Linked DNA regions of Homo sapiens: regions 1, 2 and 4 are each linked to region 3. A link is an interaction called in ENCODE POLR2A ChIA-PET data of the cell type or tissue named here. Cell type or tissue: A673. All regions are shown on one strand.

Region 1 (8,000 bases), 240 kb after region 3:
TGGGGCCGAGGTTTGACAAGTGAAGGGTTCTTTGTGCTTCTTAACAGGCTGCTTCTAGAAGGCTTTGTGTGCTTCAGGGCATTCTCTTTACCGATGGACTTCACAAGCTGGCTGAGAGAGAAGGCAGGATTGAATTATAAACTTTTCTTTACCAAGATGGTGAGCTGGAGGCAAGATGGTTAGTTGATATTCAAAAGGACGCACGTGGATGTTGGGCAGGCTGCACATTGGACAGGCCCAGCTAGGCAGACTGGAAATGACCAAGAACCCAGGTAGTTTGTAGAATTAAATGAAATAACCTGTCTCCACACTATGTAGGAGGTTACTATGCTTAAGTGTTGGCTCCCAAATCAGTCTAAGCCAAGATGTGCTCAGAGGCACTGAATCAATATTTGTTGAATGGATGTGGACTGACAGCACTAGCTTCCTTCAGTTATAGTAGGGAGTGGAAGAGCTCCAAGAGGGTTTCCTGTCTTCACCTTAGTAAATGAAAAACAAACCCCAATCTTGCTTGCTTGCTGTTTTTCCAACCCCCAGAGGATGAGGTGACTTAAGCCTAATAGATTCTTGGATAATTACAAGGAGGTCAGGAGATTTTACCATTTGAAAGCCATCAGTGCCATTTTATGGTTTTGATCAAAAGGCTTATTTATAGTATACATTTACATTGTTTAAGTGTATGTGTTTGTTAAAGAATTACATAACTGGCCTGAGTAATGGGGGGTACATCAGCACCTTGATATATTTGGAGTAGCACTTTGCAGGAATGTAAAGGAGGGCTGTGTCTGGCAACCCTTTGTGGCTGTGTGCAATTTATTTTTAACCTTGCCATTTATGCTTATCTTCCTGAAATTGTGTTTTATGAGTTTGAAACCTGGGTCTTCTTTCTTTAACAAGTTCCTGTTCCTGCTAGACTTGGGTCTGTCTCTAGAGAGGTCTTATTAGATACTCAATTCTTCTGCATAAACCTGCACCACACTCTGTCCTAAGAGTTCAGAGCATGTGAGTTGTAGTGTGATGGAAGGAATCGCAAAGCCTGGACCTGCCGCAGAATATTTGCATCCTCTGCAGGTTTAGATGTTGGCGAACACTTGTTGGGACTTCATATTCACCCCCATTATTTGCTTCAGGCTCCTGGCAAACATACTAGCTTCTTCCGCATTTGTTTATTTTCTAGAAAACAAAAAAGGCTGGAACTTCATTTTTATTACTGCAGTGGCCATTTCCTTTTTCTGTTACCTCGGAGATCAGATTGCAGGGATATCACTTCCACCCCCCATGTAAATTATGGTCTAGTATGCTTTGTGGTTGCCATGGAAACTGCTGGATACAAGTTTCTTTCCTTCCTCCTCTAAGCTCTTGCTAGGCTTTTAAACAGTAACATTTTTGTCTCATCCCTTTGCCCTCCTTGCCTTTTCACACCCCCAAAGGACAAGTCTAAACACCACCCTGATCTTTTTCAGCAGTTTCTGACCCTCCTGGGAACATTTGATCAGTTCCTGAATCTTCCTTAGTGTGAATGTGTAGACACTGGTTCCTGGCATCTTACGTGAAAGGCACTAGATGCTGGAATTGTGAGGGCTTGGAGTCACCTGGTTTGTGAAGGAGGTGACAGCCATTAATGTCACTTGTGGTTCACATGTGAGTGCTTATATGGGGTTGTTAGACATACCTTTTTTTTTTTTAATGCAGAGTGCTGCTTGATGTTAATACCTCACTTGACTGCCTAGTGCAATTGCAAGTAGTGCACAGTGCTTTAACTAAGATGAGAATTGAATGTTTCTTCTTACTACTGTCGCCGTATACTTCCTGTTCCCTCACTGCCTCCCTCCTATTTTATTGTAAGATGGGAGTCTGGCGGGTGATGAAAGGCAGCAACCAAAGTGACTTGTTTTAGAAGAAAATTGGGTTCATTTCTGCTTTTGGAAATTTTAAGGAGGGGTTTTTATGGTAAGTGGGTTTTTTTCTACACAATAAGGTAAATATCATGCAAGAATATTTTTTCCTTTAGGCTCAATGGCTTTAATTTGCAATGATAGAATCTTCTTTTTTTGTTAGATATATATTTTTGTTATACTTTAAGTTCTAGGGTACATGTGCACAATGTGCAGGTTTGTTACGTAATGTATACATGTGCCATGTTGGTGTGCTGCACCCATTAACTCATCATTTAGCATTAGGTATGTCTCCTAATGCTATCCCTCCACCCTCCCGCCACCCCACAACAGGCCCTGGTGTGTGATGTTGCCCTTCCTGTGTCCAAGTGTTCTCATTGTTCAATTCCCACTTATGAGTGAGAACATGCCATATTTGGTTTTTTGTCCTTGCGGTAGTTTGCTGAGAATAATGGTTTCCAGCTTCATCCATGTCCCTACAAAGGACATGAACTCATGCAATGATAGAATCTTCTAGTGCCAGGCATGGTGGCTAATGCCTGTAATCCTAGCACTTTGAGAGGCCAAGACTGGCGAATCACCTGAGGTCAAGAGTTCGAGACCAGCCTGGCCAACATGGTGAAACCTTGTCTGTACTTAAAATACAAAAATTAGCTGGGCCTGGTGGCACACACGTGTAATCCCAGCTACCTGGGAAGCTGAGGCAGGAGAATCGCTGGAACCCGGGAGGTAGAGGCCGCAGTGAGTTGAGATAGCACCACTGCACTCCAACCTGGGGGACACAGCGAGACTCTGTCTCAAAAAAACAACAAAAAAAAAACAAACCCCCCCCCCAAAAAAAAAAAAAACTTCTAGAGTATAGTCCTCATTAATTGTCTTGATAGCTCCATCCTCATACTTAAAGCTATTCACAGAATTGGTTGAAAGCAACATCATCCATATGTGATTGTCTTGCCTGTGTTTGGGTGGGGCGAGGAATAGGTAGTCTTTGCTTTCTAGGCTATGTCCACTTGAGTAGGGATGGGTCCTTGTTTATCTTTGTATCCCCAATGGTGGCAGAGTATCTGCTGTGGAATAACAATTTGCATGTTTTTGAGTGTGTAAACAAATTCTAAGAGTAGCTAAACCAACTATTAGGAAAAGGAATCTTTTTCTTGTTCTTTTTTTTTTTTGAGGTAGTTGTGGTCTCACTCTGTCACCCAGGCTGGAATGCAATGGTGTCATCATAGGCTAACTACAACCTTGGATTCCTGGGCTCAAGCAGTCATCTCGCCTCAGCCTCCTGAGTATCTGGGACCACAGGCACATGCCACCATGCCTGGCATACATTTTCATATTTTGTAGAGGTTGGGTCTCAGTGTGTTGCCTGGGCTGGTTGCGAACTCCTGGTGGCCTCAATTGATCTTTGCACTTCAGCCTCCCAAAGTGCTGAGATTACAGACCTGAGCCACCGCACTCCACTGAAAAGGAAACATTTCTAAAGGGGTCATCACATTTCAGAGGCAAATACTCCTATTTAGAATTGTTCTGGTCTTTTGCACACTATCATCTTGGAGGGGGTGTATGCACACGTGTGTGTGTCTGAAGTAAAAACCCATTGGATTTGTTTTTTTGAAGTGTTAGGAAAGAACCGAGTACACGTTTTTGGTAGTGATACATACCGTTTTGTCTCCGGCCCTGCGAGAGAGAGAAATGTACACACACGTTTCTACATTCTTTTCCCTGGGTACAGAAACTCCACATCTGACCACAGGGAAGCCAAAATGTACCGTGTAAATTTTACTCCTTGGTACATCTGATTAGTAATAAGGAAGTGTGTATTTCTAGCCTCACAGCAGGCTTGTGAGTCCTCAGACGTCATTATAATATTGCTGAATTGCTAGCAGCCCTCTCTAATTAGTCATGCCAAGAGAAGGCAAAATTCCATCTTCTTGCATGAAGATTCTCTGGTTCTTCCCTTGGTGCCAACTTAGGGTTAACTCCAGCTTTCTGGACTCTTTCAAATATAAAAACATTTAACCTCTGCATCTATGTCCATGATAATAAAATAATGTCTTATAAGGATGCCATTAAATATATCTGACGTTCTTGCTAAGATTTTGTTTTTTCCTTAGGTACAAGATGTACTTTTGCTTCTTTATCTTCCTGGAGTTTAGTTATCAAGACAATTTCTGTGACATTAAAATACCATGTATGACCACTTTATAGAATATTTCAAGTATGTACAATTGACCTCAATGTTAATTCATTTCGTTTACTATATACAAAATGTGGGAAGAAGGAAAACATTTAAACAGAAAACAAGAACCATGCTTGATACTGAGTTATTTTCCTGCTGTTTATATGTGGTTGCCAATTATATGTTGAAATACATGAGGCCTTTTGAGATGTTGCTTCTCTTATATGAAATACTGTTCTGTTGAGTATATAACAGTATAATAGGCCAGGTGCTTTATTGAATTAAGTAAATTGTTTTCTAATATGATTTAAAAAGTGCACTAAGCAAGCATTGGGTCGGGTGTAGTGAGATGTCCATCTGTGAAGGGCTTATTGATAATCTGGTGATGAAATCGCTTTTGTCAGTGCCTACTTACCTGGGGGTTGTGGGACTTGTGGGGCATGCTTTCCAGTCCAAGCCCACTTAAGCTTCTGCTAACTCTTGGGGGAATGAATGGTCTGTAGGGGCTGCTTTGAGTAACTGCACATGATCCAGACCAGTCTTGGGGTACTTTATTATTCTGTCAACTTGGAACTGTGTAGGATGGGATTCTAGCAGTTTCTAAATATATGTTGTTTTCAGAGCCATTCTTTTTCTGGAACATAGTTACAAATTTGTTCAGCCTGTTACTCAGCCCCCAAGAAATATGTTTGCATTCACTGTGACAGCCTGTAGACTATTGGTACCGTGCAGGGCTGTAATCTGCTTGTTGTTCCGGCAAATACCATTGTGTAATGTGGACTGGCACTTGGCCTTTCTGGAGCTTGTAGTTTTTCCCCTTTGTAGGGAGTTGAACTGCCTTTGCCATAATTTCTCTCCTGATTATCATTTCTTATGCCTCCTGCAATTCAGCCTAATTGAACTGTGCTGGGATAAATAGAGCCCTTACAGATCATGTGAATGTGAGATCATCCCATTCCCTAAATGAGGAATCTATGGCTTAGATAGGACTGGGTGCTGTGAGTCTTCCTGATTAATGTTTTGAAATGATTTAGGAACCCAAATGCACGCTGATGTTTTCCATCAGCTGCGATCCGTATGTCTCATAAACGATGCCTTCCTGCTGTTTGGGTTTTGGGAATTGTTTGAGGCCAAGGAGAGGAGGGTATGGCTCCTTCAGCTTTACCCTTCTGAAGGTCATGAGGAATAATTCTGACAAACACCTTGAAGACAGTGACGGCTTGTGCCTTCTGTGTTGCTGTTACCACTGCCTCCACTACTTTTAGTGTAAACAAGCTCTTTACATATTATTCACATTTCTTGGTTCAAGCCTCAGAAGACCAGGATATAATTTTAAATTGCAATTAGTTAATTGAAATTAAGTTTCTAAAGAAAGTGTTGAAGACTCTTATCTTTTTCCCTTTCAATGAAGCAATTTAAGCACTGTAAGAAATTTACAGATGGCAGTTTGGATAATGACCCCATAGATTTTTTTCCAGAGAGGTTCTGTCTCCAGTGTTGTCCCTTTATTCAGGGACATTGAATCAGAGCTGTGAAGCAGTCTGTTTTGTGGTTTCTGTTGAAATCCTCTTAAGCCAAGTCACTAAAGGTATGCCACTGGAAAGGACTCTTATCTCTTGTGAAATAAATCCAGTAGGAAGCCTGTTCTCAGGAATGCCTGGTTAGGTACACAGGCTCACTGTGCTCAGTAGTGCTCCTGCACTTTTGCTAAGCCACTGAGACCCACAGTTCAGCTGGTACCAGTGTGTTACCGGTGGAGGGTGTCCAGGTTCTTGGCGTTTTGAACAAAGAATTGGACAAAACACACAAAGCAATGAAAAAAAAAAAACACAGATTTATTGAAACGAAAGTACACTCTACAGGCCGGGTGTGGTGGCTCCCGTTTGCAATCCCAGCACTTTGGGAGGCTAAGGCGGGTGGATCTCTTGAGGTCAGGGATTCAAGACCAGCTTGGCCAACATGGTGAAACCCTGTCTCTACTAAAAATACAAAATTAGTCAGGCATGGTGGCTCACGCCTATAATCCCAGCTACTCGGTAGGCTGAGGCTGAGGCATCACTTCAACTTAAGAGGCAGAGGTGGCAGTGAGCTGAGATTGCGCCACTGCACCTCAGCCTGGGCAGACTTGGGACTCTGTCATCCTCCAGCTACTCTCACCTTCAAAAACAACAACAACAACAACAACAACAACAACAAGAAAAGTACGCTCCACAGACTGGGAGTGGGCTCGAAGCCAGTGTCTCAGTAGCACTGGTTGCAGAATTTTCTGGGGTTCAAATACCCTCTAGAGGTTTCCCATTGGTTACTTGGTGTATGCCCCATGTGAATGAAGAGGATGAAGTGAAGTTTCCTGCCATAGCTGGAAAGTTTGGAATGTTACAAAGTTATTTACTTGGGCTAGAAGGTTGGCAGTTTTTCCGTTTGATTTAGTTCTAGGAAGTCCTTAGGCTCCTTCCCTCCAGACCCTGTTCTCCTGCTGCAGAAGCACAGGTTTTTGAATAAAGTTAGATGTTTGGTTTGTATCTAAGCTGTTAAAAGCTACTTAAAAGTGTCTGAGCCTCTCTGTTTCCTTGTCTGATAAATGCAACCATTACACCTTATAGCATTGGCTATAACCCAGTATTTCTCACATGTAAGCGTGCATCAGAATCATCTGGAGGACTGGTTAAAACACAGACTGGCTAGGTCCTGCCCTGAGGGTTTTTGATTCAGTTAAGTCTGAGGTGGTGCCTGAGAATTTGCATTTCTAGTATGCTCCCAAGTGATTCTTTTGTTGCTGGTTGAAGAATCACACTTTGATAAGCACCACTCCGAGGGCTCTATGTGATTTAAAGCACGTATTATATTATTACCCTTAAATAATAAGCACCCATTCTATATATAGTTGCTGGGTAAGTGAACAGTGATTATGTCTGTGGTTAAGAATTTTTAGGGCCAGGTAGCCCCATTTCCTTATAGGGACCTTTTCCTTTGTGTGTCCCCAAATGTTTCCTTCCTCAGCTTGTTCATCTGCCTTGTGCAGAGAAAGAAAAGTAATAATGTCTTTCCTTCCCTTGCGGTTTATTTGAAATTATTTATAGTCTAGTTGTTGGCTGCATGCCTCCTCCCCAACCCCCATGTCTCTCTGTGTGTGTGTGTGTGTGTGTGTGTGTGTGTGTGTGTGTGTATAATTTCAGTTTAGGCAGTCGCTTAGGTGGCGTGCATCCTACCTAAGGGCATGTCATCCAAGTGAAAGTCTTTTCCTGATGTAAGCAACTTATTAGAGCAAACAATGTGATTTAATCTTGGATTTCCTTTGTATTAGGCGGTCATATGCTGGCTTTAATTTTATATTCATAAGATGATTCCCAGCTTCCTGTGGGTTGCAATACATGGTGCTTCCCTTGGCCAGGTCGATGCACCCACTACTGCCCACCCACATCAATTGCATCATACAGGACTGGGGATGTTTTTCTCCATTCTTTTGGGGATATGGGGGGAAAATTTGACAGTGCTTTCTCCCTGATAGTTCTTTTCTCTTATAATTAGCATTAATGGATGATACTGTGGCTGACAATAATGCAATATCCATCATACCCCTGTTTTTTAAATTCTTTTAGGCCCTAAGAGTTTTTCCAGTAGCCCTCACTCTCCAGGGTGTGTGTGTGTGTGTGTGTGTGTGTGTGTGTGTGTGTGTGTGTGTGTGTCAGGAGTAGAATAGGGTTGAGAATATGTATGTGCCAGTGTACTTTACTTTCCCTGGTTTCACATGTTTCAGCTTGGCATGAGACAGTTTATACCCAGTGGGGGAATCTGCCCGTAAAACACAGGTACCTCCGTAAGTCTGTCTCCACCCTTCACTGTGTTCCTAACAGTTTTTTTTTTTATTTTTATTTTTTAAACGAAGTTTTGTTGTAGATCAGAGAATGAGAGATGACATTAAATAA
Region 2 (8,000 bases), 690 kb before region 3:
CTATTCTAGTATTTTTGTTTGGTATTGATCCTGTTTTGAAAAACCATTTTGAAAAATTCTCAATCAGAATGCCTTTGAATATTTTCCTGATTATGCACACATTAAGCTACATGAAGTTTTTTCACAGCTCACTTATACTTTTATCATTTGTTTGAGTCTATTTTTTCTGTGCTTCATTTAGGATATTTTCTCTTACTATACATCTTCAAGTTCACTAATTTTTTCTTCTACTATGTCTAATCTGCCATCAATCCCATTTATTATTTAATCTCAGACAGTAAAGTTTTTCTCCAGAAGTTTCATTTGGATCTTTTAAAATATTTTCCATATCTCTACTTCACTATCTGAACATATAGAATAAAGTTCTAACAACTGGTTTGTTCTTGTCTGCTAGTTCTAACTAACCTCTGTGCTGGTTCTGGATTGCCTTCAATTCACTGATTATTCTCCTCACTATAGGTCACGGTTCTTTGAATGCTTGATATCTTTATTTGGATGCCAAACATTGTGGATTTTTACCTTGTTGAGCTCTGAATATTTTTGTTTAAATATTCTTGTATAACTATTCTTGAGCTTTGTTCTGGGATGTATTGGAAATGATTTGATTCTTTCAGCTGTAACTTTTATGATTTGTTAGGCAGGTCCATAACTGCTTAATCTGAGGCCAATTATTCTCCATTACTAAGGCACAACATTGCTAAGTATTCTACCCAAATGCCTCATGAATTGAGTTTTCCAGTCTGGTTGGTGGGAATAGTCACTATTCTCAGCTTTGTGTATGTGTCAGGCACTATTCTCTCATTCTTCCAGATTTTTTTTCTTGCCCCATTCTTGGGTAGCTTCCTCACATGCATGTGTTGGTCTGTACTCTGTTGTGCACACAGGGGGAACCTTTGCAGACATCCAGGGTTTTCCCTTTGTATGCCGTCCCATGACCTCTGGCCATGGTGATCTCCTACATCCTCAGCCCCATCTCCTCTGCTCTACCTGGGTTTCCCCTCCCTGCACTGCAGCCTGGAAGTTTTCTGAAGGCAGTAAGCTGGAGTACTCCTAGGACTCCCCTTCATGCTCTGTCTGAATCACTGCCCTTTGTTTCCTGCTGAGAAGTCTTGAAAATCATTTTTTCATATATTTTGTATGTTTTTCTATTGTTGTTTCGGAAAGGAGGATAAATTCACGCCCTTTTATCTCACCTTGGGCAGAAGCAGAAGTTGGTGCATTGTATTTTAAAAATTTAGTTGACTGGGGAACTCTTTTTCATGGTGCACATTTTGGGAAATTTTAGGTTAAAGTTAATCTGACAGGCACTGGACACTCGATATTTTTTGAACTAAGAAATGGAATTTACCTATTAAAATTCAAATCCCTTTGAGAGGTAAACCCCTTAAATCATTAACATCCATTAGCACTGATTAGTTTATCTGAAGATTGGCTTTCCATTTATTTCTTGTCTAGCAGAGAAGAAAAAAATGGAAAAAATAAAATTACAGAGTCAGAAAATTAGGTTGTTAGGAGCGGATAAAGATAAGGGCCAAAGCTTAATAGTACCAAAGAATCTTTTTTTTAATTGATTTTTTTTTTTTTTTTTTTTTTTTGGAGCATCTTCTTTCTACAGGTGAGGTGAGGTGAATCTTGCAGAGGGTAAGTGTCTTACCTGAGGTCATGCAGCTTGGAATGGAAGAGCTGGGATTACAGCCTGGTTCTAAACTAGGCAACACATTTAAATGTGTTATATAGGAAATGATCAATAAATACTAATTTTTCTTTCCTTCTCAATCTAGTGCTGGAGCAGAGGTACTGAATGAGGAAGTGGAGTCTTGGGATACCTTTGGAGGGATCCAGTTAATGGACTGGCTGCCATAATTGGTCTGAGACACTGGTGCAAGCATGGTAGGTATGAGGGACTAAAAGGAAGGAAACAGCCCACTAGAGGACAATAATCCGAGTACAGAGATAGTATGGGAGCAAGTGACACATATGGTAAATTAAAAAGTCACTGCCCCTGTAATCCCAGTACTTTAGGAGGCCGAGGCGGGTGGATCACGAGGTCAGGAGATCAAGACCATCCTGGCTAACACAGTGAAACCTGGTCTCTACTAAAAATGCAAAAAATTACCCTTGGCATGGTGGCATACACCTGTAGTCCCAGCTACTCGGGAGGCTGAGGCAGGAAAATTGCTTGAACCTGGGAGGTGGAGGTTGCAGTGAGCCGAGATCACGCCACTGCACTCCAGCCTGGGTGACAGAGTAAGACTGTCAAAAAAAAAAAGTCACTGCCAACAACTGAAAATACCTCCAGGTATTTCCTTCCTTCCTTCCTTCCTTCCTTCCTTCCTTCCTTCCTTCCTTCCTTCCTTCCTTCCTTCTTTCCTTTCTTCCTTCCTTCCTCCCTTCCTTCCCACTTCCATAGTGGGAGCTCGGAGCCACATGTAATTTCATTTTTTTTTTTTTAAATAATGAACTGCCATGTTTCCTACTTCCAAATTCTAGAGTGCAATTCGTACCTGCTACACTCTGATGAGAGGGTGTAAGCTTTATTTGTAGAGCTGGAGTTAGTTTGGGCATTGCTATCATGATGATAGGCATTTTTAAGAGGCAGAGAATCAGGCAGGAAAATAGCACAAAGTAAATGCAGGGAACAGTTACAAAATAAATAGAAAACTTGGGCTCTTAACTTCAAGAAGCTTAATCTAAGCAGAGACATCAGGAAAACACACATCAAAGGACTTAGTAAAATGCCCCAAGTCAAATCACTGCTGTGCACAACACATACACTTGTAGGAATGATAGCTATTATTATCATAATTTGTTGAGTATCTACTATATGCAGGCATGTAGGCACTTTTTTTAAATTTAATTTTATTTATTTTTTAGAGACAGGATCTTGCTCTGTTGCCCAGGCTAGAGTGCAGTGGTATGATCATAGCTCACTGCAGCCTTGACCTAGCAGACTCAAGCGATCCTCCTGCCTCAGCCTCCAGAGGAGCTAGGACTACAGGCACACACCACCATGCCTGGCTAATTTATTTTTATTTTTTGGAGAGATGAGGTCTCCCTATGTTGCACAGTCTGGTCTCAAACTCCTGGGCTCATGTGATCCTCCCACCTTGGCCTTACAAAGCGCTGGAATTACAGGCGTAAGCCACCACACCTGGCCCACTTAGGAACTTTCTATATGCTATAGCATTTAATGTTCACTTTTAATGAGGAAATTAGGACCAGAGAGGTGAAGCAACTTGCCCACAATCACACAGCTAGCAAATGACAGAACTAGGTCTCAAGGTCAGGTCTGTCGTTTCCATCACCTTTGCTCGCATCACCACCCTTCTAAAGACAAACAGAGTAGTGGATCCTTAGATGCCAAGAGATAAACTTGGGATCAACACAGCTGGGAGGACCCAGCAAGAATTGGCAAAGTAGAGGGCATATTTTATAATTTAAGAAGCAAAATGCTGTCACATGTCAGCAGAGTCAAGGGGGAAAAAAGTGCATAAAACTAAAAAAATTAAGAATGATAAAGAAAAACCAAGTAGGTAAGGATGAGGGTGTGTTGACCCTTGTTTCAACTCCACTGGTTTCTTCCCCACAAAATCATTTAGGGAATAGAGAGACAATAACAGGAGGGCAGAGGCACTTAATCAGAGATTTTACAAACCACTAAATCAAAAGAGACTGTGAAATTCCCGCCCGGGGAAGCTAACAGTGAGATTAAATGGATTAGTCTACTGTACAGGAATCCGGGGAATGCAGGCAGCATGTGCTTTTGTTGTGGATTGCTCAGCAGCAACACGATAGTTTTACATCTCCCAGAAACATATGGGCATGTGCCCTTCTGCAAACCAGCAAGCAAGAGCAGCGCCTGGCGAGCTGCTTCCCCTACACCACACGTCTCGTTTCAGGAGGTGGCAGATAGTGACATTTTATGGAGAGCTTGCGCAGGGAACGTGTGGGAAATGAAAAGGCAACCCAGCTAATCGCACCCATAATTTCTAAGCTCAGAGCTGGGTTCACTACGGTTGTGGGGAATAAAAAAAGAACTGGAATTAGGAGTTCTGGTATTAATCCTTGCAAAGAAAGGGAGAAGAGGCTGGGTGCAGTGGCTCACGCCTGTAATGCCAGCACTTTGGGAGGCCTAGGCGGGCGGATCTCTTGAGGCCAGGAGTTCGAGACCAGCCTGGTCAACATGGTGAAACCCCTTCTCTACAAAAAAAAAAAAACATTACAAAAATTCGCCGGGCATGGTGATGCGCACCTGTAGTCCCAGCTACTCGGGAGGCTGAGGCAGGAGAATCACTTGAGCACGGGAGGCGGAAGTTACAGTGAGCCAAGATCGTGCCTCCATGCTCTGCTTGAGTGACAAAGCGAGACTCATGCCCAAACCAAAAAAAAAGTGGGCTGGCTGGGAGCGGGGGAGAAGAAGGAGGCCTCTGACAGTGTGTCTCCCAAACTTTGGAGGCAACTGCTACCTGAAGATAGCCGAGAAGACTCCTTAGCTCCTTTCCTTTTGGTGTTAACGGCAGCAGTGGTAGCACATGGAATTAAACTCACAAAACACACAGATTGCTAGTTTCCAGAAATCCACATCCAAACTCCAAAAAGCCAGACATTGGTTAGATATATGTACAAACTCTGACCCGCCTGAGTTAACGGTTGACATCAGCAGTCTATAATAAATAATTAATATAGCCCTAGGAGACATAAAGCCAGCAACATGGTATCTCTCCCTCAGCTCTAAATGGAATGCCAGATAACCTACTTTGAAGAGTAATGTGTTCACAGTATGTGGGAATTAACTGCTCAATATAATAAGTACTATTGAATTTCCCATCTCCATGCACATGGAGGGCAACTGCCACCAAAAACACAGTAATAACAGTAACTGAGTGATGAAAAAAAGAGCCCCATTTTTTATTACAACCTTAAAATGTTATAGGTTAAAATAATCTTAAAGGGTTTAAAAAACAGCAATTAAATCTTTCCATTTCTGTTTTCCAAGACTGCAGCTGAGAACACGAGGGCCTAAGAGCCATACGGTGCTAGCCTTGCTAATAACGCTCTGTGAAAAATCTCATTAATTCAGTCTGGCTCTTCAGATCAGCCGCTAAATCCTTGTATTGTCACTCATCCTCTGGCCTTTTCAGGATTTCCATAGCCTAACTAGAAGTATCTCCATGGAAACCAAGCAGTCCTGCTTTGCACATCCCGGAACTTTTTGTTCCTGACAAAGCTTGACAAATCACATGCAGCATGGAGAGTTTAACATAGCGAACTAAATCCTGACCCGCACTTAGAAATGATAAACCCAAGCATACCAGCTTTATTATAAATGATTTCCTTACAAGATACTTAACCAAGCCAGTGAAATGCTGAACCAGACAAGTTTCAAGAACAAGGTGCTGGGGGGGAGAAGGGGGGGGGGGGAAGGCAAATAAATAAATAGATAAATAGGAACCCCAGGTGTGTTCAGCTGTAGGTTCTGCGAGCTCATTTTCTGTCTAATTGACTTAAATTGAAAGCAACTGAAGGCGAGAAAGAGCGAGAAGGATGCTGTTTCTGAGAAGGCCTTCCTTTTTTTCCTCTGGAGAAAGTGAAATCCTAAATCCATTCCCTCATTTTCCCTAACTCCTGAAGAGAATGGGAATCTACAGGTCTCTATCCCTGGTGAGCCCGGAGGTTGAGTTTTCACAAGGGCAGCAAGAAGAATCCCTTCTCCTCTTCCTGTCCACCTTCTGAAGAGGAGGAGACAGAGCCGGGTTGCAGATCCTCACCAAAGTGGATGCTGTTCCCAGAGGAAGGAAGGCCCCCCCGGGGCAAGGTTGCCAACATGACCCCACAGAGACCAGGAACAAACGTTCTTGCCTTTGGACTTCACTTCTTCACAGAGCCAGAGTTACAGGCCAACCTGAAGATGGTATCATGACTCACACACACTTATTTCTCAGCCTCAGCCAGGCTCAAGAGCAAGACTGCTGAAGGAGGAAGGGCCCTTCATGGCCTCCTCTGCCTCGTGACTGCTTTACCTGCCACTGATGAGGCTTCCCTGGGATGAGATGGAGACGAGGGCACTGAATGACTTTGAGTTAGGGGGACTCAAGAGGGTGAGGGCACCATGATCATTACCCCTTCAGTCTCCTGTCTCCCTCTTGGCATCTCTGCAACACAGAAGGCTGGCAATGGTGAGATATTATATTGTCAATTATTCAAACTTTAGAATTTTCTGATGCCTCAACATCCCTGCAAATGGGCTGTGAGCACCTTGCCCAGGTGACCAGGTGCACCAGTGTGCTAAGGCTGGTCCGGGCCACAGGTTCCCCACTTTGTGCTCCCCTGACTGGGACCTAGTGACATCAACACCACCAGTGCAATCCCCTCACACCTTTTGCTTGTGGATTCCCCTCTGAAGTCCAATAAAGGCGCTTGTCTGAGTCCTCTCTCTCTCATCTCTTTCTCTCTCTCTCTGTCTCAACTCTGCACTACCTTGGTTGAGTCAGCTCCCTTGGCACTCCTCCAATGTGGCCCCACGTGGCAGGGTGCTCTTCACGACCTTTGCTAGCCTCCATCCATCTACTTAATATGCTCTCCGAGTATAATTCCCATGGCCATGTGGGGTGATCTTTAAAGACCCCACACGGGATTGCTCCCCCATTTATAAGAAGCAAGTGACAAGAGAAGGCCCAGGGCAGTACAGGGAGGCCTGGGAAATGCCACAAGTCCTCCTTATATTCTGCCTCCTTAGCCTGAGCCTTGATTCCACTTGGAATCACACTAGGGGTATCTTCAAAGGTCTGAGACAGAAGTCTTCCTTCTTGGGTTCTTGGTGTGGAGGCTGGTGATGTTTTTGAGACACCATAATATTTGTAGCATTGGCGATGCCTTGCCTAGACAAACCACAGAAGACTAGACTGACCTCTGCATGGGCAGCAGTGTCTGAACTCTCATCACCCAAGAACTCGCCAACACAGCGCTACTGGGTATTTACAACAACAACCAGTTCTGGACACATTGTACACGGTCTACAAATACTTGCTGATTAACTGAATTGGGGCCTGTAAGATCCCACAGCTCCCTCAGATTCTTCAAAGCAAGAGTAAATGAAGCTTAGTCTCATTTCAACCTTCAGTGAACACTACTGTGCTCTGTGAAAGTTGAGAATCCATATAATAATAATAGTAATAATAATAATAATGGCAGTTAGCTGTTATCAAGTTCTTACCCTGTAATACCAGGCGTTCTTCTGAGTGTTTATTATATACATATATTAGCTCCTTTAATCCTCCTAATGATCACCTGGAGAAGATACTATTATTATGCCTATATTATTACCTTCATTTTATCAATGAAAGTACTGAGACACAAAGGGCTTAACGAACTTGCTTAAATTCACAGAGCTGGGCTTTGAACCAAGGCAAACTCTAGCATTTATGCATTTAACCACTACCCTTTGCTGTCTCTTGTGATACTATCAATGCTAAGTGCCTCAAACCAAAATATTCAGTAAATTATAATAGCTACTGTTGGGGCTCAGAAAACAACACCCCAAAATGAAGACCTCAGAAGTGGCTTCAGAAGCATCCTCAGGGCCAGGCAAGGTGGCTCACGCCTGTAATCCCAGCACTTTGGGAGGCCGAGGCAGGTGGATCACATGAGCTCAGGAATTCAAGACCAGCCTGGCCAACATGGAGAAATCCTAAAAATATAAAAATTAGCTGGGCATAGTGGCACACACCTGTAATCCCAGCTACTCGGGAGACTGAGGCAGGAGAATTGCCTGAGCCTGGGAGACGGAGGTTGCAGTGAGCCGAGATTGCGCCACTGCACACCAGCCTGGCCGACTGAACCAGACTCTGTCTCAAAAAAAAATAAAAAAGAAGTATCCTCAGAAGCAAACATTTTTCTTCGACCTTCTCCTGTCCTCCTGTCTCTCAGTCCTATTGTCCCCCAAGACTAGTCATAGAAATTGGGATTCCCTCTTTCCCAAGTGGAGTCATACAAACCAGAAC
Region 3 (8,000 bases):
AATTAGCTGGGGATGGGGGCGGCCGCCTGTAATCCCAGCTACTCAGGGGGCTGAGGCAGGAGAATCGCTTGAACCCGGGAGGGAGAGGTTGCAGTGAGCCGAAATTGTGCCACTGCACTCCAGCCTGGGTGACAGAGTGAGACCCCGTCTCAAAAACAAAAAAAAAAGAACCACTGTGTTGATTTTTCAACAAAAGTCACTTGTCAGATGGAGGTTTGCTTTGTCTGTACGTGTGTGTGGTGGTGGGAAGGTGGGGATGCGTGGGGTCACTTCAGTTGGTGATGAGTAAGATGGTTCACAGATCCAAAATGCCATAAAACCAGAGCTCTGGGCTGGATCTCTTCAAACATTGCTCCCAAAGTAGCCAGAGTCTAAAGTGACCTCAGATATCAGGTAGCAATACAAAAAGTCAGCAATATGAACTGGGACCAAGGCAGGAGGGACGTCCCCAGACACTTTGATCAAGGCCCAGTGGTCGTGGCAAAAGACAGCCTGGTCCTCCTGCTTTAGGGACCAATCACTGCACACATGAAGTTTGATCTTCATCTCTCAGGATCATGAAGTTTTTTTTTTTTTTTTTTCAAATGAGTTGGTTTGATTCCAGGTGATACAGAAATTAGAGTAGAACAAAAACCAGAGCAGCTGAGCAAATTCACAGCTAAGGTAGGAATGGCTGAGTGAAAAATCTGAAGAGATCATGAGCCACTATAATATATATATATATATTTTTAACAAAAGTTTATTTTTAAATGGACCACACGGGCCAGATGTGGTGGCTTATACCTGTAATCCCAGCACTTTGGGAGGCTGAAGCAGGTGGATCATTTGAGCTCAGGAGTTCAAGACCAGCCTGGGCGACATGGTGAGACCTCGTCTCTACTAAAAATACAAAAAAATTAGCCAGGCCTCATGGCACACACCTGTAGTCCCAGCTACTTGGGAAGCTGAGGTAGGAGAATCACTTGAACCCGGGAAACGGAGGTTTCAGTGAGCCAAAACAGAGGGAGATTTGTCTCAAAAAAAAAAAAAAAAAAGGACCACAGGCTGCAAGATAACACTTTATTCTAGATGTAGGTGGCAAAGGATGTTATACTAGGGAATCCAGATATTTAATTTTATTTAATATTTTTTCTTTTAATTTTTTTTTGGTTTTTTTTTTTTTTTTTTGAGATGGAGTCTTGCTCTGTCTCCCAGGCTGGAGTGCAGCCTTGGCCTCCCAAAGTGCTGTCATTACAGGTGTGAGCCACTAAGCCCAGACTTTATTTTTTTAATTCTATTTTGAGACAAGGTCTGGCTCTATCACCCAGGCTAAAGCGCAGTGGAGTGATCTTGGCTCACTGCAACCTCTGCCCCCTGGGCTCAAGCAATCCTTTCACCTCAGCTTCCTGAGTAGCTGGGACTACAGGTGCACACAACCACGCCCAAATAATTTTTGTATTTTTTGTAAAGACAAAGTTTTGCCATTTTGCCCAGGCTGGTCTCGAACTCCTGGCCTCAAGCAACCTGTCCACCTCAGCCTCCCAAAGTGCTGGGATTAGAGGCGTGAGCCACTGTGACCAGCCTCCTTCTTCTTCTTTTTTTTTTTTTTTTTTTTTGAGATGGAGTCTCCCTTTGTCTCCCAGGCTGGAGTGCAGCAGCGAGATCTCAGCTCACCGCAACGTCCGCCTCCCGGGTTCAAGTGTTTCTCCTGCCTCAGCCTCCCAGGCACCCACCATCATACCCAGCTAATTTTTGTATTTTTAGTAGAGACAGGGTTTCACCCTGTTGGCCAGGCTGGTCTGGAACTCCTGACCTCAAGTGATCCGCCCACCTCAGCCTCCCACAGTGCTGGGATTACAGGCATGAGCCAGGGTGCCAGGCCGCTCCTTGTGTCTTAAAATCAACTCTGAGGTGTATGGGTGATAAGAAGAATTCATATTTATCATACTCTCTTTTATTCAATTTAAATGTGTTGCTAAGTATTATATACTGTATTTGCTTAGGATTTAAGTTCAATTGTATATAACAGAACTTCATCTCCCCCCTGCCCTGCCAAAAAAAAAAAAAAAAAGGCATACATGAGACAGTAGCTTATTTCAGCCTCAGATATAAGCATGACTGTTGGCACTTGGGGTGGTGGAGTGGCCCCAGTTGCCATTCTGCCACCCACAGGTGTTGGCCTGCCACATGAGTGAAGATGGCTCAACACTGAGGCCCTGTTCCAAGTCACAGGGGAGAGGGAGGTTGGTGAAAGAGGAATACCACCTCTCTTTAAGGGTGCATTCCAGAAGTGGCACTTCCAATGGCCACAATTAATCACATGGCCATAAGCAACTGCAAAGATTGCTGGAAATGTAGCCATTATGAGTGACAACGGGGTTCTCTGACAAGGAAGAAGGGCAGAGAAGTCATTAGCGGACTAGCAATCTCTGCAAATATGTTTTATCTTTTTCTAAAAAAGGAAAAAAACGAAAAAGAAAATGTAGTTCTAAAAGAGAACCCCCCCCCCACTCCACATTTTACCTGGTGGTGGATTCCCCCTCCTCCCCGTTTCAACCTAAAAGTCATTTCCTCAGAGAACCTGCCTTGGGTTTTCCCCTTTCTTCCTTTCACCATCTCTGGCCCCCTTTGAGATGAGATCTCTGTTATTCTCTGTCAACAGCATTTCTCTTCAGAGCACTTACCATCAGTGACATGAATGACTCACTATTATGACTACATGTATGATGTCTGGCTCCTGAACTGCACTCAGAGCTTTGTAAGGACAGGTATTGAACCTGCCCAATTCACAGGTGCCCCTTGGCAAAGTCTCTAGCCAAATCTCTCTGCTGGGCACGGTAGCTCACACCTGTAATCCCAGAACTTTGGGAGGCTGAGGCAGGTGTATCACCTGAGGCCAGGAGTTCAAGACCAGCCTGGCCAGTATGGTGAAACCACATCTCTACTAAAAATACAAAAATTAGCCAGGTGTGGTGGCATGCGCCTGTAATCCCAGCTACTTTGGAGGCTGAGGCAGGAAAATCACTTGAACCTGGGAGGCAGAGATTGCAGTGAGCTAAGACCACGCCATTGCATCCCAGCCTGGGCAACAAGAACAAAACTCCATCAAGGAAGGAAGGAAGGAAGGAAGGAAGGAAGGAAGGAAGGAAGGAAGGAGGGAGGGAGGGAGGGAGGGAGGGAGGGAGGGAGGGAGGGAGGGAGGAAAGGAAGGAAGGAAGGAAGGAAGGAGCCAGACGAGGTGGCTCATGCCTGTAATCCCAGCTCTTTGGGAGGCCGAGGCGGGGAGGCAGAGGTTGCAGTGTGCTGAGACCACCCCATTGCACCCCAGCATGGGCAACAAGAACAAAACTCCATCAAGAAAGGAAGGAAGGAAGGAAGGAAGGAAGGAAGGAAGGAAGGAAGGAAGGAAGGAGTGAGCCGGACGCGGTGGCTCATGCCTGTAATCCCAGCTCTTTGGGAAGCTGAGGTGGGCGGATCATGAGGTCCAGAGATCGAAACCATCCTGGCTAACATGGTGAAACCCTGTCTCTACTAAAAATACAAAAAATTAGCTGGGCATGGTGGCGGTCGCCATAGTCCCAGCTACTCAGGAGGCTGAGGCAGGAGAATGGCGTGAACCCGGGAGGCAGAGCTTGCAGTGAGCCGAGATATCACCACTGCATTCCAGCCTGGGCGACAGAGTGAGACTCCATCTCAAAAAAAAAAAAAAAAAAAAAGGAAGGAAGGAAAAAGAAAGGGAAGGAAGGAAGGAAGGAAAAGAAAGAAAGAAAGAAAGACAAAGAAAGAAAGAAAGAAAAAGAGAGAAAGAAAGAGAGAGAAAGAAAGAAAAAAGTTATGGTGTTCACAAAAAGATTCTCAATTATGGACATAACCAATTTGCTTGAATTCATTTTGATTTTAAAAATAAATAGGCCAGGCATGGTGGCTCACACCTGTAATCCCAGTACTGTGGGAGGCCAAGGTGGGTGGATCACGAGGTCAGGAGTTCGAGACCAGCCTGGCTAACATGGTGAAACCCCATCTCCACTAAAAGTACAAAAAGTAGCTGGGCATGGTGGTGAGCACCTGTAATCCCAGCTACTCAGGAGGCTGAGGCAGGAGAATTACTTGAACCAGGTGGGCGGAGGTTGCAATGAGCAGAGATCATGCCACTGCACTCCAGCCTGAGCAACAGAGCAAGACTCCATCTGAAAAAAAAAAACCAAGATCATCATATGCAATGCATGTACCTTGATTGGATTCTAAATCAGGGGAAAATAGTATAAAGGATATTTTGGAGACAAATGGGGAAATTTAAATAAACTGTGCTGGCCGGGTGTGGTGGCTCACACATGTAATCCCAGCGCTTTGCAAGGCCAAGGAGGGCAGATCACGAGGTCAGGAGTTCGAGACCAGCCTGACCAACATGGTGAAACCCCATCTCTACTAAAAATACAAAAATTAGCCGGGCATGGTGGTGTGCGCCTGTAATCCCAGCTACTTGGGAGGCTAAGAATAGCTTAAACATGGGAGTCTGTCTGAAAAAAAAAAAGGATATATATATATACACATATATATGTATGTATATACACACACACACACACACACATATATAGATTGTGCTATTGTCTGAATTTTATTTTGTTTTGTTTTGTTTTTTGTTTTTTTTGAGACGCAGTCTCGCCCTATCACCCAGGCTTGAGTGCAGTGGCACGATCTAGGCTCACTGCAACCCCCGCCTCCTGGGTTCAAGGGATTCTCCTGCCTCAGCTGCTGGAGTAGCTGGCGTTACAGGCACCCGCTACCACGCGTGGCTAATTTTCTTTTTCTTTTTCTTTTTCTTTTCTTTTCTTTTTTTTTTTGAGACGGAGTCTCACTCCGTCACCAGGCTGGAATGCAGTAGCACAATCTTGGCTCACTACAACCTCCGCCTCCCAGGTTCAAGTGATTCGCCTGCCTCAGCCTCCCCAGTAGCTTGGACTGCAGGCTCATGCCACCAAGCCCAGCTAATTTTTGTATTTTTAGTAGAGACGGGGTTTCACCATGTTGGCCAGGATGTTCTTGATCTCTTAACCTTGTGATCTGCCTGCCTCGGCCTCCCAAAGTACTGGGATTACAGGCGTGAGCCACCACAACCAGCACTCTGAAAGTTTTTGCTGCCCCAAAATTCATACGTTGAAACCTAACCCTCAAGGAGATGATATTAAAAGCTAGGGTTCATTGGGAGGTGAGGTGAGTAGGTCATGAGAATAGAACCCTCATGAATGGGAGGCCTTAGGAAAGAGGCCCCAGGCAGGGCACGATGGCTCACGCCTATAATCCCAGCACTTTGGGAGGCTGAGGCAGGTGGATCACCTGAGGTTGGGAGTTCGAGATCAGCCTGGTCAACATGATGAAACCTGTCTTTACTAAAAATACAAAACTTAGCTGGGCGTGGTGATGTACGTCTGTAATCCCAACTACTCGGGAGGCTGAGGCAGAAGAATCATTTGAACCCGGGAGGGGGAGCTTGCAGTGAGCAGAGATTGTGCCACTGCACTACAGCCTGGCTGACAAGAGCGAGACTCCATATTACAAAAAAAAAAAAAAAAATGGTCAAACCCCAATTCGACTAAAACAAAAATTAGCCAGGCGTGGTGCCACACATCTGTAGTCCCAGCTAGTTGGGAGGCTGAGGAACAAGAATTGCTTGAACCCAGGGAGCAGAAGTTGTAGTGAACCGAGATAGCACCACTGCACTCCAGCCTGGGCGACAGAGACTTTCTCTCAAAAAAAAAAAATTTAGGGAATCAGCATGAAAGAAAATAGTCCCCTTTGTCTGTTTCTCTAACATGTTTTCACCAAAGTCTTCGTTTTTGTTTTTTGTTTTTTGTTTTGAGACACAGTCTCACTCTGTCGCCGAGGCTGGAGTACAGTGGCACTGTGTCAGCTCACTGCAACCTCCGCCTCCTGGGTTCAAGCAATTCTCCTGCCTCAACCTCCTGAGTAGCTGGGATTACAGGTGTCCACCACCACGCCTGGCTAGTTTTATATTTTTAGTAGAGACGGGGTTTCACCATGTTGGCCAGGCTGGTCTTGAACTCCTGACCTCAGGTGATCCGTCTGCCTCGGCCTCCCAAAGTGCTGGGATTACAGGCGTGAGCCACTGCACCCGGCCTGTTTTCACCAAAGTCTTAAAGACAGATCCAATATATTACTTTTTAAAAATAAGTTTCTATATCCAAGAGGATATAGGATAAGGCAAGAGGAAATTCAAGGGACATGTAAGGCAAGGTATGGGGGAAGGGGCTCAGAGCTTCCATGGCCTCCCTGGTTGTGCCACCCTTCAGGAGGCTCCACTTTTTCAAGTATCCAGAAGCTCCTGAACCCTGTCCTCGTGGATTTTCACGGAGGCTTCATGACATCAGCATTCCTTACCTCAGGGTATAGGATGGGACCCTCTTATGGGAGGGTCTTAAGACCCACAATCAGTCTTTGCCGCCGCGCCGGCGAGCGCCGCCCGGGAGGCAGCGGCTGGAGGAGCGGACGGGCCCCGCGGGGCCCGAGGGCAAGGAGCAGCCGCCGGCCTTGGCCTCCCAAAGTGCCGAGATTGCAGCCTCTGCCCGGCTGCCACCCCGTCTGGGAAGTGAGGAGTGTTTCTGCCTGGCCGCCCATCGTCTGGGATGTGAGGAGCCCCTCTGCCTGGCTGCCCAGTCTGGAAAGTGAGGAGCGTCTCCGCCCGGCCGCCATCCCATCTAGGAAGTGAGGAGCGCCTCTTCCCAGCCGCCATCACATCTAGGAAGTGAGGAGCGTCTCTGCCCGGCCGCCCATCGTCTGAGATGTGGGGAGCGCCTCTGCCCCGCCGCCCCATCTGGGATGTGAGGAGCGCCTCTGCCCGGCCGAGACCCCGTCTGGGAGGTGAGGAGCGTCTCTGCCCGGCCGCCCCGTCTGAGAAGTGAGGAGACCCTCTGCCTGGCAACCGCCCCGTCTGAGAAGTGAGGAGCCCCTCCGCCCGGCAGCTGCCCCGTCTGAGAAGTGAGGAGCCTCTCCACCCGGCAGCCACCCCATCTGGGAAGTGAGGAGCGTCTCCGCCCGGCAGCCACCCCGTCCGGGAGGGAGGTGGGGGGGGGTCAGCCTCCCGCCCGGCCAGCCGCCCCATCAGGGAGGGAGGTGGGGGTTCAGCCCCGCCGCCCGGCCAGCCGTGCCATCCGGGAGGGAGGTGGGGGGGTCAGCCCCCCGCCTGGCCAGCCGCCCCGTCCGGGAGGTGAGGGGCGCCTCTGCCCGGCCGCCCCTACTGGGAAGTGAGGAGCCCCTCAGCCCGGCCAGCCACCCCGTCCGGGAGGGAGATGGGGGGGTCAGCCCCCCCACCCGGCCAGCCGCCCCGTCCGGGAGGGAGGTGGGGGGGTCAGCCCCCCGCCCGGCCAGCCGCCCCGTCCGGGAGGGAGGTTGGGGGGTCAGCCCTCCGCCCGGCCAGCCTCCCCGTCTGGGAGGTGAGGGGCGCCTCTGCCCGGCCGCCCCTACTGGGAAGTGAGGAGCCCCTCTGCCCGGCCAGCCGCCCCGTCCGGGAGGGAGGTGGGGAGGTCGGCCCCCCGCCCGGCCAGCCGCCCCGTCCGGGAGGGAGGTGGGGGGGTCGGCCCCCCGCCCGGCCAGCCGCCCCGTCCGGGAGGGAGGTGGGGGGGTCGGCCCCCCGCCCGGCCAGCCGCCCCGTCCGGGAGGGAGGTGGGGGGGGGGTCAGCCCCCCCGCCCGGCCAGCCGCCCCGTCCGGGAGGTGAGGGGCGCCTCTGCCCGGCCGCCCCTACTGGGAAGTGAGGAGCCCCTCTGCCCGGCCAGCCGCCCCGTCCGGGAGGGAGGTGGGGGTGTCAGCCCCCCGCCCGGCCAGCCGCCCCGTCCGGGAGGGAGGTGGGGGGGGTCAGCCCCCCCGCCCGGCCAGCCTCCCCGTCCGGGAGGTGAGGGGCGCCTCTGCCCGGCCGCCCCTACTGGGAAGTGAGGAGCCCCTCTGCCCGGCCAGCCGCCCCGTCCGGGAGGGAGGTGGGGGGGGTCAGCCCCCCCGCCCGGCCAGCCGC
Region 4 (8,000 bases), 290 kb after region 3:
ACATTGACCACTGTCATTGCCACTAGGAGTCAAGGAAAGTGTAACTATCTATAGATACATATCTCTGTGCATTTACACAGATGAACTTCTGAGTTTCAAAAATCTTAGGAGATTCTACTTTTTCATTTTTTATTGTTTAAAATTTAAAATTTTATTTAAAAATTTTTTTAATTTTAAAATTAAAAATTTAATGCCTGTTAATTCAGATATTTCCAGGAACAGTGTTGGGATTTTTTTGTCCCCTCATGAATTTTGATGTCTCTCGGTGAGGGGCTGGTAGGATAGTGTGAATCCTGGCTCCAGGCTGGGAAGACTAGGTGGAATGAGTGGTCTTGGGTAAGCACCGACACACCCACCTCCTACTGCTGTTTCTGAGTTGTGCCCTTGCCCTCCTTGCTGTCCCTCTTCCGCCCTGTCTCTTCTGTCATCCTTTCTTTTACAATAGAGTCACAGCATCAGATAGAGGAGCTGCAGGAAGCATACCCAAACCAGCTGAGCTTAGTAAGGGGACTAACTTCACTGAAATGTACAAACCTTTCTGTGCTTCCTTTTCTGAGACTTGTAGATAACCAAACTGAAAGGCCTTTCTCACATCCCTGAGCAGCTGGCTTATAATTTTAATTAGATTGATGTCATCTGTGATTAGGCCTGCCCCCAACCTCCAAGTGTCTACCATTTTGATTATGTCGTATTTGAATTGTGAATGGGTTTTCTTTGATTTCAACCCAGCAGAGTCCCAGAACTACCATCTTGGGAGAAGCCATGGGGCTGTGCAGTCTGTTTGCCTGCACCTGAACTTCAGGGGAAGTTTGGTGGGGGGATTGTTGCAGGCCCAAGAGACCTGTATTTAGATCTGTCCAGACTGCAGTCCTTCTTGCTGTCCCATTCTGTTGTCCAGAGTCACCAGCCATTTCCCTGTTCAGTCTGTGTTAGGCCTGCCCGTTCCTGAGCAGGCACTCACTTCCTGGGCATGTCCCTCTGCAATTTAATTCATTGCTCTTCAGCAGCGTCATAGGGAAGTTTGAATCTTATTTAGTCTGAGGTTTTCTTTCTATTGCTATGCCTGGGCATTTTTTAGATCTTAACCTGGTCAGAAAAATTCCATTTCCTGTGCAAGTCAAAGAGACAAGCACGAAACCAACTCCACTAGAATTTTTCCTACAGAATTTGTGAGTTTTTAGCAAATGTGAATACCCGTGTTAGGAAAGATTTCATATTTACATGTTCCCGAAATTGCTGTATTTGTGGAGGATTTGGAGAGAGCTCAAACTCATTTTATTGTGATAAGTGCTGAAACATAATCATAGAATCTTTGCCATGTTAACAGTGGTGAATGATATTAACCATTTATGGAGTTACCTTTTCTCTCCTAAATCAAATAAGATTAACTTCTGTATAAATGAGAAAAATGTAAGCCCCTGTGCTGACGTAAGCGCTCTGAAAGATAGCACAGATGAACACGGCAATAGGATCTACCCACAAGGAGCTAATGGGAGATGATGTCTCCTGGCACATCTGTCAGAAACGTCAGAAGACATTCAGGTCTTTACGTGTGTTTCTCCTGATGAAACAGGTTTCAGTGTCTCATTCATCTTTGTCATTCCCTGTCACTTGGTGATGCTACCTGGGTGACTTGTCTCCCTTGTCTTCTGATGTGCGTGCCCCCCCCCCCCCCCCGCTTTGTGTCCTGCCACCCACCTCACACCCATATACCAAGGTCCTTAAGAGGGGGGTGGTGTGATCGTTGGGGCTCCATTAAGACATTTTGTAGTTTTTGTGTATATTTATGGGTTTTATGTATTTGTTGTCCCTTTGTAGGCATCCGAGTACCAAGTCTTTTGTGAAGTCATATGAAAAGAAAAAATCCCCACAAGCCACTACCTGGGATATAGGTCTCTGCAGAGTCCTTCCTGCTGTTGCCACATGGCTTGAATGGCCTTGGAAGCCAAAGAGTAACAATCCACAGGATGTCAGTGCTTCCTTATGACGCCAGTGGAGGGAATGGAATAAAGCCAGCTTAGTAATATACAGGCCACTTGGAATGCTCCTCCGATTTCAAATGACCCGGGGGAACATGGTGGTTTCGTGAAACCAAAGTCAGCTTTGAAGAAAGCTAATGTCAGCCTCAGGTTCAGGCAGTACTGTAGAAGAACACTGAGCTCTCAGTAGCTGGCTAGCTGTGCTGCCTTCCCCAGTCTATTTCACATCCGCTTTTATATCAAGGCAGATGACAAGGAAACAAACTGACGTCAGTTTATTAAAGGAAACACTTGTGATATTGGGAGTAATCCCTCAGGCAAGAGGTGCTAATTGAACCTAAGAGTATTTCTGAAGTTACTATTTTCAACAGTAGAGAAGGAAATTATTGATCATCTCATCCAAAATTGATAAAAACCTAAGTGTAGCAGTCTTTCAAAATTAAATATTCTCAGCTGTGGAATATTCTCATGCCCAACATTGCTACTTCCTCAACCATTTCTAGATGATTAAAATTACACTGTAATGCCATGTTGCTCAATATGCATATTTGTTGTCATTTTTGTCTGTTCATTTCTTAGGAATGTCTTTGCCACCATCGAACAGTCATCAGGAACTTAGTTGCATGCCTTTTTTTTTTTTTTTTTAGCTACTCGTTAGCTTGTGTGTTCTTGGGCAAGGTATTTACTTAGCTTCTCTGATTCTTAATTTCTACTTCTGTGAAATCAGCATGATAGAGTAGATTAGCATTAATTTGTCCAGTCATTGATTCATTTATATCCCAGCATAAGGAAACAATGAGGCTGTATCATGGGCAGCAGTAGAGCCATTCAGATCTCTAATGGTGGATGCCAGCCATTGTTATATGTTCAAGGAAAATGACATTTCCAAGATCACTATTCAGCTGGGTGAAGGTTCCCAACTAAAATTTTGTCCCTGTAATCCATTCTTCTTTCCCTGAGATAATAGTGACTTGTCCAGATTAAAACTTTTATATCCCACCGTGTCTTCAACCCCATTTACATTGCTATCTATACTTTGTTTTCTTCATTCTTTTATAACCCTTAGGAAAACTGGTGTACTGTTGCATCCTCCAAGCAAAGGCTGAGTTGCTGAAAGTCAGTAATAATCCCGGTTGACACCAGTCGTTTACACAAGAATCCTCCAAGTGGTCAGACTGCTGGGATCACCTAGAGCTTTGTTTTCATGTGTAATAAATACAGATCAAATGTTGGCAACAGTTCCCATGGCAGCTAAAAGTTCTTTCCTGCAAAATTTCACTGAGGTCCATTTCTCTGTAAGTTTAGAGCGGAATTCCTAGAAATTTCTTATAATGGGATTTCATTATGAGTATCCATCAGTCATCAAAGGGAGTATTTATTTAAATGTGACATAATATAAAATGAAACAGATCTTCCTATAGAGGGTTCCTTGCAATAAAAAGGCAATCAGGCACCAGTGCCTTGCAAATCTAATGAAGCTTGGAGCTCTGCAGGTGCAGGTGCTGTCAGAAAAGAGGTTAGCAATTTTCTGAACCTGAAGAAGGCCTCTTCTGAACTGCAGACAGAGGAAAGAGTCCTGGAGAGCACCACATCTCAGGCCACATCAGGTGCTGTGGAACTGCCAGGGAGGCCCAGGTCCTCGCTTCGCCGTGCAACTAGCATTTTCTCTTGCATAATCGCCTACCACCTGTTCTTCAACATAAACCCACTAGCCCCACATTGTGCCATGAGACAAGGCACCTGAGCCAGGCCGTGCTGCACCTGCGACCTCAGGAAGCTGTGATGCTCTGCCCTTACCCCTGTTCCCTGATTTTGGAGTGCCTTGGTGAATAGAAGCAAAACACGAGCTGTGCTTTTAGATGAAAATAAGTTCTCTGGCTGCATGGAAAGAACGGTTTGGATATAGTTAGTTAAGAAGGTGAGAGCTCAGTCTTCCCTCCTCACACCTCAGTTTTACTCCCTCATTTTTTGAAAACATTCAAATATAGAGGCAGATGATCTTCGTGTCCTTTTGGTTTCTGACTTGGGTGAAGAAGGCACAGGTCTTAAAATAGGTTTTCTTGCAGGGAGAACCTGGGTGAGGGCATCACGATTGTGTATTCAAGCAACTGCTCAGAATTGTTAATCTTTCACAAGCGAAAGGGGAGAGCAAGCTGGTTGTTTTGTGACTTTTCCATTACAGGGTATTTCTCTTATCAGATTTGTGCTTTTCCCTATTTTGTATGCTCGAGCTGTTGAGGCGTGTCAGGAAATCTAGCAACATCTGTATCCTCCCCAGAGGGATCACCCCTGCTGAAATGTGGGGAGATAAACACACAGAAAACAAAAGTATGGAAAACTGATGCTTTACCACTGGGGTGGGTTTGGCCAATATTTTAATTAGGCCACATTTCAAGGAGAACAGCTTTATTTCAGCAGCTAGCTGAAGAACCTAGAACCCAGACTGCCAGGGGTGTCCTGTTTCATCTTGTTTCTCCACAAAAGAGCAGAGTGGCTCTGGTCATGGAGCCGGGACCTCTGGCCTCATGGCAGAGGTGGCAGGAGAGGACACACACACCATCCACAGTGTCCTGCCATCAGCTTCCACATGGGCCTGAGACTGTACCCTTCTTCCTCCGAGCAGGAGTCCTGATGCCAGTAGTTTCCTGCAAGAGCCTGCTGTCCCCAGGCAGATGTTTTGTTTTGCAAACATTACACAGGACTCTAATGTGCTCATTTGTAATCCACTGAACATCCTAATGGAAATGGATTTATTAAAATATATAATCTGAAATGATTTGGACAGCATCACATGAGCTTTTAACCTTGGGTTAGCACTCAAGGGTTACAATAACAATGCTTCCAGCAACTTCTATTTCAATAGCACATCAGAGTTTCCAAAATACTCTTCCATATACAGAATCTCAAATGATTCTAAAAATGGAGCCCTTAGGTAATGACTATTTGGAAACCAAATAACACAATCAGAACACTGCTTCATGGGTATTTATATTACAAGTTGATATTTGAGATGCCTAGATTTTTCTTAAGCTCTCATAATTGGTTATTTTTTCCAGGGGGTAAGTGAGGTAGACTAGAGGAATTAATAAATGCCTTTGGAATGAGTTTACCTTGGCTTTTTGAGTGCTTTGAGGAGGAGACCTTGGTGAAGGCTTGTTGCTAGGTCAGCTGCATGTGTATCTTTTAAATGCTTTTTATAACTTAAAAACGGAAGGAAGAAGAGTGGCTGTTGTTTCTTTTGTGCATATCGTTTTCTGAAGAGGGATGTTTCTCAGAAGACTTTTTAAACAGCATGTCATTGGACTCCCAGCTGGAATGACTTAATTGCTTTTAGATTCATACCGGGGGCATGTTGTGTAAGGGCCAAAAAGCAATCATTTGGACGAGTTTATCACATTTCTGCTCTGTGGTTGCCTTTGAGGGGCATTGAGCCCTCTCTTTGTCTGGGCGGTGGGGTGTTGGGGTGTCGGTCATGCATCAGGGTCAGGAGCTTGCCATAGCCCTGCTATGTTCAGTGGGGACAGACACTCTGTAACAGACAAATGCCGCCTCCCCGCCCCCGAGAGAACATGTGATATTCTCTTTACCTCTTTTTAACCTCTGGTAGCTCCATTTTTCCTGTTGAGACAAGTGACTATTCCAAAAAGTTGGAATATGGGATGGGAGTGTTGGTTTTTTTTTTTTTTTTTTTTTAAGAGCTGTAATACATGTAGAGAGACCAGTTATACAATGTATGTTTCTAACCACCCCCTTTACGCATTTGGGGCGGTGTTCCTTAGAGGCCGTTGGGTAGGATGGTTCAGAGCATCATGATTACAGCACTGACACACTTATGGCTGCAACCTTAGGATTTTTCTGTTTTAGTTTTCTTATCTCTGAAGAAGAGATCATAGGTTTTGGCAATAACTAAATGAATTGATACATGTTACAACAGTTAATGTTAGAAACTGCTGTGTTGCATATTATCATTAACATAATGTGATTGAAAAGATCTGGTGCCTGGAACAACCTTATAATTGCTAGGAAAACTCGAGAAAGTTTATGTATCTCAAATGCCTGGGGCACGATGAGGACTGTCAAAGAGTCAGCCATTACCCTTGAGTGTTGTGACATCATCAGCCTCGCCAGAACTATGTTGTGGGCTGTTTCAGTGTGGTAGAAGGTCTTGGTAATTCCTGTGTCAGGATTATCATCCTTTCCCTGTTTCTTCTTGCTTTGCTAAAGTATTTATTTGTTCCACTGGCCTCGTAGGGCCTTAGTGGGGGATATAGGCACACACTTCGGGATAGTTGGCCCATGCCCCATGAGTTTGGTGTTGTTACCTTCGTAACTCTTTCTGTGACAGGCAGCTAGAAGATGGTGTATCTGGTGGTGGAAGAGAAGCTCCTGGCTCTGATCCCTCTTTTTAGCCTGGTGTCAGGGCTAAAAAGATTATTTAGCCTCTTTAAGCTTTAGTTTTCCTCCTTTGTAAAATTATATTACTAATACCTGACTCGCAATGCTGCTTGGGGTTGTGGGGGAGGATATGTGAGGGTGGGGTCACTACTCTCAGGTATGGATGCAGAACCCACAGATAGAGAGGGCCGACTGTATTTAGTTTTTTCGTGCTAATGTTTTTACTTTGAAAATGACCAAGTTGCCTATAACTTGTATAGTCAATTGTGTCAATGGGATGCGTTCTGGTCTAACTCGCATGTGCATATTTAAGGGTGTTTCTCTCTCGGTGTGTAGTAAACAGTTTACAAATTCCTTACTCAAATCCAAAGGTGAGCCAGAACTCTTATCACTGACTTCAGATGTGGTTGGCCTGTTTTAAATCATTATTTTTGGAATTTAGGTTTTTTGTTTTGTTTTGAGATGGAGTCTCACTCTTGTCACCTAGGCTGGAGTGCAATGGCGCGATCTCGGCTCACTGCAGTCTCCACCTCCCGGGTTCAAGCGATTCTCCTGCCTCAGCCTCCTGAGTAGCTGGGATTACAGGTGCCCGCCACCATGCCCGGCTAATTTTTCTACTTTTAGTAGAGATGGGGTTTTTACTGTGTTGGCCAGGATGCTCTCCCGAGCTCAGGTGATCCGCCTGCCTCGGCTTCCCAAAGTGTTGAGATTACAGGTGTGAGCCACCGTGCCCGGCCGGATTTAGGGTTTTATGAAACCCAAAACTGCAGAAACATTTTATTCGTGTGTTCTTTACGAGTTAACGCCATCCTTTTCTGAGTGTAACCTGCAGTTCTGTGCTCTTGCCTTGATTCTTGCCAGTGATAAAGCACGAGAGCCTTGCAGACCAACTGCCTGTTGCCCCGTAAGGCCATTTGTCCAGCTGTTCCTCCCTTACCATTAACGCAAACATTTTAGAGTGACTGATGCCCACACAGGCCGCGGGGCTAGTAATCATCAGGTCTGCCATCCTTTCCTCAGCACTTTTGGGGGCCAAGAGGGCCAAGAAGCCATTTTTCAATGACAAAAACCATTCATCCTGATTTATGGTCTTTCTGTTGTCCTGACCTTTATATTCTCATAAAAGTCTTTTAATTTTAGTGTCGTATGTTAGCAGGAATATATGTAAGAAATTTGTGTAAAGGGCAGATATATCCAAGTCTGTTATTTTATCATTGCACATAATGCATTCACACTTGGAGATCATGATGAGAGTGGCAACCAAGTGGTAATTGGTGGGAAAAATATTACAGAATTTAAGTTCTTCTATAGAAAAGGAAGAAGATGTGATTGGCTTTAAACATTCTATTTCCAGATATCTGTTATAATTGTGATCAAAGTGAAAGAGATTTCATTGTGTGAAAGTTCCAGAAGCGTTTTACAAAGCCTGTAAACCAGTAGAATTTGCTTATGATACTGGAGTTTCGGAGTACAGAGGCAGCATCCCAGGTTGACGTTTGTTCCCTGTGCGAGTGAGCTGCTGGCTGGATGCAAGGTGATAATGGGGGTTTTGCTCACCTAAGCTGTGTTCTTGCAGCTTTCCCTAGTTTTACACGTGGATGGTGGAGCTGTTTTGGCCCAGGGCAA

The links. Peaks named below come from ENCODE experiments on the same cell type or tissue, not always from the same donor. Only the 100,000 strongest peaks of a DNase experiment are listed, where the experiment ranks them.
Region 1: POLR2A ChIA-PET joins it to region 3 with 13 read pairs; 3 of 35 experiments call an interaction of 5 or more read pairs at or near these places.
Region 2: POLR2A ChIA-PET joins it to region 3 with 37 read pairs; 2 of 35 experiments call an interaction of 5 or more read pairs at or near these places.
Region 4: POLR2A ChIA-PET joins it to region 3 with 10 read pairs; 2 of 35 experiments call an interaction of 5 or more read pairs at or near these places.

The regions. Positions count from the first base shown.
Region 1 is chr6:15,426,212-15,434,211 of GRCh38, forward strand. All of the region lies in intron 3 of JARID2 (jumonji and AT-rich interaction domain containing 2), which reads left to right. Among named protein-coding and RNA genes, the nearest start is that of DTNBP1-AS1, 120 kb to the right of the region's middle. RefSeq lists a silencer at 6,735-6,784. In A673, no CTCF peak of the experiment used is centred here; DNase peaks (open chromatin) are centred at 3,730 and 7,140; H3K4me3 peaks cover 698 bases; H3K27ac peaks cover 432 bases.
Region 2 is chr6:14,496,276-14,504,275 of GRCh38, forward strand. It overlaps LOC101928331 (a long non-coding RNA gene), which reads left to right. Exons shown (of 3, transcript XR_001743994.3): 2 at 1,782-1,890. Among named protein-coding and RNA genes, the nearest start is that of LINC01108, 210 kb to the left of the region's middle. In A673, a CTCF peak has its summit at 3,904; DNase peaks (open chromatin) are centred at 2,466, 3,816, 4,776 and 5,106; H3K27ac peaks cover 562 bases.
Region 3 is chr6:15,181,978-15,189,977 of GRCh38, forward strand. No RefSeq gene overlaps it. Among named protein-coding and RNA genes, the nearest start is that of JARID2-DT, 59 kb to the right of the region's middle. In A673, no CTCF peak of the experiment used is centred here; a DNase peak (open chromatin) is centred at 3,304; H3K27ac peaks cover 2,118 bases.
Region 4 is chr6:15,471,854-15,479,853 of GRCh38, forward strand. All of the region lies in intron 5 of JARID2 (jumonji and AT-rich interaction domain containing 2), which reads left to right. Among named protein-coding and RNA genes, the nearest start is that of DTNBP1-AS1, 70 kb to the right of the region's middle. RefSeq lists an enhancer at 1,584-2,783. In A673, no CTCF peak of the experiment used is centred here; a DNase peak (open chromatin) is centred at 4,268; H3K27ac peaks cover 720 bases.